Regions from separate parts of the Homo sapiens genome. Here region 2 is linked to region 1. The links are chromatin loops, found by intact Hi-C in ENCODE. Cell type or tissue: mammary epithelial cell. All regions are shown on one strand. Links, peaks and the distances in the headings refer to the core of each region. The heading gives the core; the rest is flanking DNA.

Region 1 (2,811 bases), core at 81-2,580:
CAGTTCAACAAACATTCCTGGAAACCCTTCTGTGTGCCAGGTACCACCTGCCCTGGGAGTCCAAAGATGAATCTGGCCTCTCCCTCCCCTGGGTAGCTTCTAGTGTAGTCTGGGAGTTCATTAAGCCAGAGCTTACTCTCTCAGCTTTTCTTTCTGCATTTGGCCACCAAAGGTAATAGCAGTATAGCTGAGGCCCTAGGATGAGCTATTTCCATCAAACTTTTATCAGATATTTGAAGCACAGTTGTCTGTCGGGGTTTTATGGATTAGCAAACTATTTACTTTTAATGAAATTCACCTTTTGAAGAAGACCTACATTCTTTTTGCAGTGGTATATTTTGAGTTACTGCCTTAAAAAAATCCTCTTATTTAAAAACTAGAGATTAAACATAACTGATAACCAATTTCTGAAAAAGCTTAATGTCATCACCAAATAGAAAAGTACTTTGAACCTACTGAGGGGAAAGAACATCATGCCTTTTATTTTTCCCTTTTTCTTTCTTTTTTTTTTTTTTTTTTTTAAGACAGAGTCTTGCTGTGTCGCCCAGGCTGGAGTGCAATGGCGCCATCTCGGCTCACTGCAAACTCCGTCCCCCAGGTTCACACCATTCTCATGCCTCAGCCTCCCGAGTAGCTGGGACTACAGGCACCCGCCACCACACCCAGCTAATTTTTTGTATTTTTAGTAGAGATGGGGGTTTCACTGTATTAGCCAGGATGGTCTCGATCTCCTAACCTCGTGATCTGCCCACCTCGGCCTCCCAAAGTGCTGGGATTACAGGTGTGAGCTACCATGCCTGGCCTAATTTTTTGGTATTTTTAGTTGAGACAGGGTTTCACCATGTTGGCCAGGCTGGTCTTGAACTCTGGACCTCAGATGATCTGCCTGCCTTGGCCTCCCAAAGTACTGGGATTACAGGCGTGAACCATCGCACCTGGCCATTAGCTTACATTTTATCGCTAGGATTTATTAATAAAAGGATAATTCACATGGAATATGTGTTCTAGACATAGTAACTGGGAACTACTGTGAACAGCTTAAGCCAATTCTCTTAAATTGTTGGATATATATCAGTGCATATGGGCAACCTTATTATATGTATACAAAATCAAAGGCCACTTCTGCCTCCGAGCTGATATATTAGAGGATTCTCGTATCCATGCGCTGGTATGATTCCTCAACTCTTTCTAAAGTATGTATGGTGGGAGAATTAGTTTGGAATGCATAGCAAGTTTTTATATGTACTTTTAAAAATCAGTCTAAGCCCTAAAATTATCAGAACAAAGGAGGGTGACAGCCTGGCAAGGCATTCTTCCACATAGCTGTTCTTTAATATCTTCCTACAGAAAGTTTTTGTCATGCCAAACATGGATGATGTTTATATCACTATAATGCACTCAGCCATGGACCCTCGCTCTACTTCCTGCCTCCTGAAAGACCCACCTGTGGAGGCTGCTGATCAGCCATGATGGGTGATGTCAGATGTTCCCCATATTGTGACATCGAGCTGGATGTGTGGGGTTCTTGGCCGCCATCTGTACTGTAGCACTGGCCTCTGTGCCACAGCTACTGTTTCTTAAAGGACTGCTTCTGCCCTCTGCCTGCCAGTGCCCATTCCACTGTGAGGTGTCATTCCCTGCATCTAGTGACAACTGTCTGGATTGCCTGCTGCAAAGCTTTGATTTGGCAAAGGAGACCATGGAAGAATCATGGTGGATCCAGAAGTTATACGTGACCCACACCATGGCTTTTAAAAGTCTACCCATGTTTGTGGCAGCAAATGAGCACAGTAAGAGCAAAGCTGAACAACTTGCCTCCTCTACTCCTCCAAAGCTTTTCTTCAGGCAGCCGGTGCACAGTGGACTTTTTCACTTCTATACTTTGTATGCGGCCTTCCACACTTCCAGAGAATGTCAGTGTGCAATGTGTCTGGAGGGTGGGGAGAGGAATTCTGTGAGCCTTTTCATTTCGGTGACAGAAGAGATGGGCAGAGCAACTTATTTTCCACATTAAATTGTGCATTTGGGAAGCAAGTAGCCATAGTACACACACAACACGCTATCAGCTTGGGTAAGGACAGTGGGATTTATGTGAACATCAGGCAAAGCCATGAGATCAAACCATCCCAAGCCTTTCACCAATGAGGTACAACCACCTGGGGGCTAGCTAATCTTGAATGTTTTCCTGAGACAGGAGCGTATGTGAAAACATCAAACACTGCACATGACAGGATGGGTCCTCTCATACAGATGGGATGGGGTTAGAAAGCCAGAGCCAGTTTTTCCATCTGGCGTTTCCTGTGTCCTCCAGGTTTATATGGGAATCGAAACAGTTTGTTAATCTGATTGGGAGAGTTCCATGGGCAGATTTCCCTTCCTGAAGGCCAAAACGGAGAACTGCTCTCTTTAATTATTTCAAGAGTCAAGACCAAAAGTTTGCTCAGCATCACACTACATCTCAAAATTAATGTTGCCAACTTAATTTTGTGCATTTGTGTCAGAATGTTTAGTTTACAAGGTTGGGGGCTCTCTTTGCTTCGAGAAGTAAACCTAATACCATTTTTTTATTGTTTAAAGCTGCATTCAACGTCAAAATTACCTTGGGTAACTTTTGATAACTTACATGTGTGGACAAAGCTAATAGTGGTTTTTTAAACAGCACCTTGCCTGAACATGACTTTAAAGAAATTAATATATTGAAAACATGTTTGAACCCTTATTTTAATTGCACCATTAAAACATTTGACTTAAATTGTTTGACCATTCCAGTTGGTGTACTGTTCTGATTTTTCGTTGTGTAGGCCGATCTGC
Region 2 (2,811 bases), core at 47-2,546, 270 kb before region 1:
AAGCCGGGAATTGAACCGAGGCCACCACTGTGAAAAAAAAGATAAGGCCTTAGCCACTTAGCTAGGGTGCCGGGCAATTTCTAGTACTCTTCCCAGAAGGAGCCTAAAGCAGTCAATTTCGAGCTTGCAAAGGCTTTTAGCTGCTCAAGTTAATTTTTAGAGCTAAATATGATATGAACCTCCAAAATTCCCACCCTTCAGATGGCAGAAGCCAAGAGAAAGTACCCTGACATGGTCACAGGGTTAAAGGATCAAGCTCCCGCCTCACCTCCCCGAGTAGCTGGGATTACGGGTGCTTGCCACCATGCCCGGCTGATTTTTTTTTTTTTTTTTAATTTTAGTAGAGATGAGGTCTTGCTATATTTCCCAGGCTGGTCTTGAACTCCTGAGCTCAAGCGATCCTCCCACATCAGCCTCCCAAAATGCTGGGATTACAGGGGTACACCACCATGCCCAGCTGAAATTACCCTTTTAAACCAAAGCCAATAAGGATCTGGGTAGGCCCTTAGCTGCCAGCAGAAGTGACCTATCCTAAGAGATGATTTGTCAAGATTTTGTTAGTGGAGAGAAGACGATTCCAGAAAATCTGGGTGTTTACCACAGGCTGAGCACAAGGAAGGAAGGAAGGCTTTGGGTTTCCTTGTAGGGACAGGGGACAAGTAAGGGCTCTGGTGACTCTGTCTTGCTGTCTTGTATCCGGAATGGCCTGGGCTGCCGCCTGGGAGAATGCTGCACTCCCTAGGTCCCAAAGTGATGCCAGTGGACCTCCAGACCCCCTTCAGGGAAGGGGGTGCTGAGGATTCTGGGAAGACTACATCAGCTGACCTGAGTGAACTTGTTTCTTGTTTGTTTGTTTTGCTTGTTTGCTTGTTTGTTTGAGACAGGGTCTTGCTCTGTAGCCCAGGCTGGAGTGCAGTGGTGTGATCTTGGCTCACTGTAACCTCCATCTCCCAGGCTGAGGTGATCCTCCCACCTCAGCCTCCTGAGTAGATGAGCCTACAGGTGCGCACCACCACACCTGGCTAATTTTTTGTATTTATTGTAGAGTCAAGGTGTCACTGTATTGCTCAGGCTGGTCTTGAATTCCTGGGCTCACGTGATCCTTCCACACTAGCCTCCCAAAGTGCTGGGATTACAGGAGTGAGCCACTGCGCCTGGCCTCAACTTTTTAAATTTAATTTCAAGTGACTCAAAAGAAAAACAAGCGAAAATAAAAATAAAGTGTTAAGGCATAAACAGTTAATGGGCAGTCAGTTTCCTCCCTAGAGCTTTTGAAATTACAGACACTTGACAATGACGCCATCTAGTGGAAGGTTAGCAGGTCAGACGAAACCCATCTATTTCTCCTGATTCTTGCTCTGTCAGTCCACAGCTCTGAATAAGTGAGTTTTGCTGGCCATCCCAGGAGTGGACTAGCCCCAATTGTGGGGCATCAGCACCCAGGAACAACATCCTATGAATGGTCTTTCCTGCTTCTCTGAGTTTGCTGGGCTCTCCTCTGGTCTTTCAAGTTCCAAAGAGAAGAATCTAGCACTTACTGAGTACCTCCTGGTTAAAGGTCAGTTCATTAGATGGGCCAGCTGACTCCATTCTCATAATGACCCTGTGACGTGTTCTGTTTCACACATGAAAAAACCCAGCCTGGTCAACATGGCAAGTCCTCATCTCTACAAATAATTTAAAAACTAGTCAGATATGGTGGGGCATGCCTGTGGTCCCAGCTACTGGGGAGGCTGAGGCAGGAGGAGTGCTTGAGCCCCGGAGCTCAAGGCTGTAGTGAGGCGTGGTCACACCACTGCACTGCAGCCTGGGCAACAGAACAAGACCCTGTCAAAAATAAATAAATAAATAAAAAGGAAACTGTAACTATAAAGGTAGTCTGTCTCTTTGTAGGAAGGCTGAAAATACTTGTTTGTACATAGTGCTAGAAGAGCCTTACTGTTGGAATTTACAGAGGGAGAAGCTGAGATATTTGCTCAAAGTTGCTTGCTACTCAATGGGAATGGTGTTTGGGCTGAAACGCAAGTTTTTTGGGGGCAAAAAACTTGCGGTGAGCACTGTAGCCTCGACCTCCATGGCTCAGGTGATCCTCCTGCCTCAGCCTCCCCAGTAGCTGGGACTAAAGGCATACTTCATCATCACACCTGGCTAATTTTTTTTATTTGTGGAGACGAGGTCTTGCCGTGTTGCCCAGGCTGGTCTCCTGAACTCAAGCGATCCTCCCTCCTTGGCCTCCCAGAGTGCTGGGATTCCAGGCATGAGACACCATGCCTGGCCTACTTTATATATTTTCAATGTACTATTTCTGCATTACATATTTTATGTACTTTTTAATATCAATAGTATGTCTGTATTAGAAATAACAATGTAAAAGTGAAATAAGCACTGGGAGCGTCCAAAGCTATTTTAAAGGTGTTGGGGGTGGCCAGGTGCAGTGGCTCTCGCCTGTAATCCCAGCACCTTGGGAAGCTGAGGCGGGTGGATCGACTTGAGGCCAGGAGTTTGAGACCAGCTTGGGCAACATGGTAAAACCCCGTCTCTACTAAAAATACAAAAAGTTAGCTAGGCATGGTGGTGCACCCCTGTAATCCCAGGTACTTGGGAGGCTGAGGCACGAGAATCACTTGAACCCACGAGGTGGAGGTTGCTCTGTCTCAAAAAAAAAAAAAAAAAGCGTTTAGGAGAAGCTGCGGCTGATAAATTACAAATAGATGGGTTTTCGTCTGACCTGCTAATCTTCCACTAGATGGCGTCATTGTCAAGTGTCTGTAATTTCAAAAGCGCTAGGGAGGAAAGACTGCCCATTAATTG

Evidence for each region. A loop is a pair of places that touch in the nucleus more often than their neighbours do. Peaks named below come from ENCODE experiments on the same cell type or tissue, not always from the same donor. Only the 100,000 strongest peaks of a DNase experiment are listed, where the experiment ranks them.
Region 2: a loop joins it to region 1, with 6 times the contacts of the local background. A loop is called at or near these places in 9 of 110 quality-filtered maps.

Annotation. Positions count from the first base shown.
Region 1 is chr17:64,147,628-64,150,438 of GRCh38, reverse strand. It overlaps TEX2 (testis expressed 2), which reads left to right. Exons shown (of 12, transcript NM_001288732.2): 12 at 1,348-2,811. The coding sequence ends at 1,470. Among named protein-coding and RNA genes, the nearest start is that of SNORA50C, 2.7 kb to the right of the region's middle. In mammary epithelial cell, for the core only: a CTCF peak has its summit at 1,616; no DNase peak of the experiment used is centred there.
Region 2 is chr17:64,418,858-64,421,668 of GRCh38, reverse strand. No RefSeq gene overlaps it. Among named protein-coding and RNA genes, the nearest start is that of MILR1, 29 kb to the left of the region's middle. In mammary epithelial cell, for the core only: a CTCF peak has its summit at 1,301 (motif pointing left); a DNase peak (open chromatin) is centred at 1,298.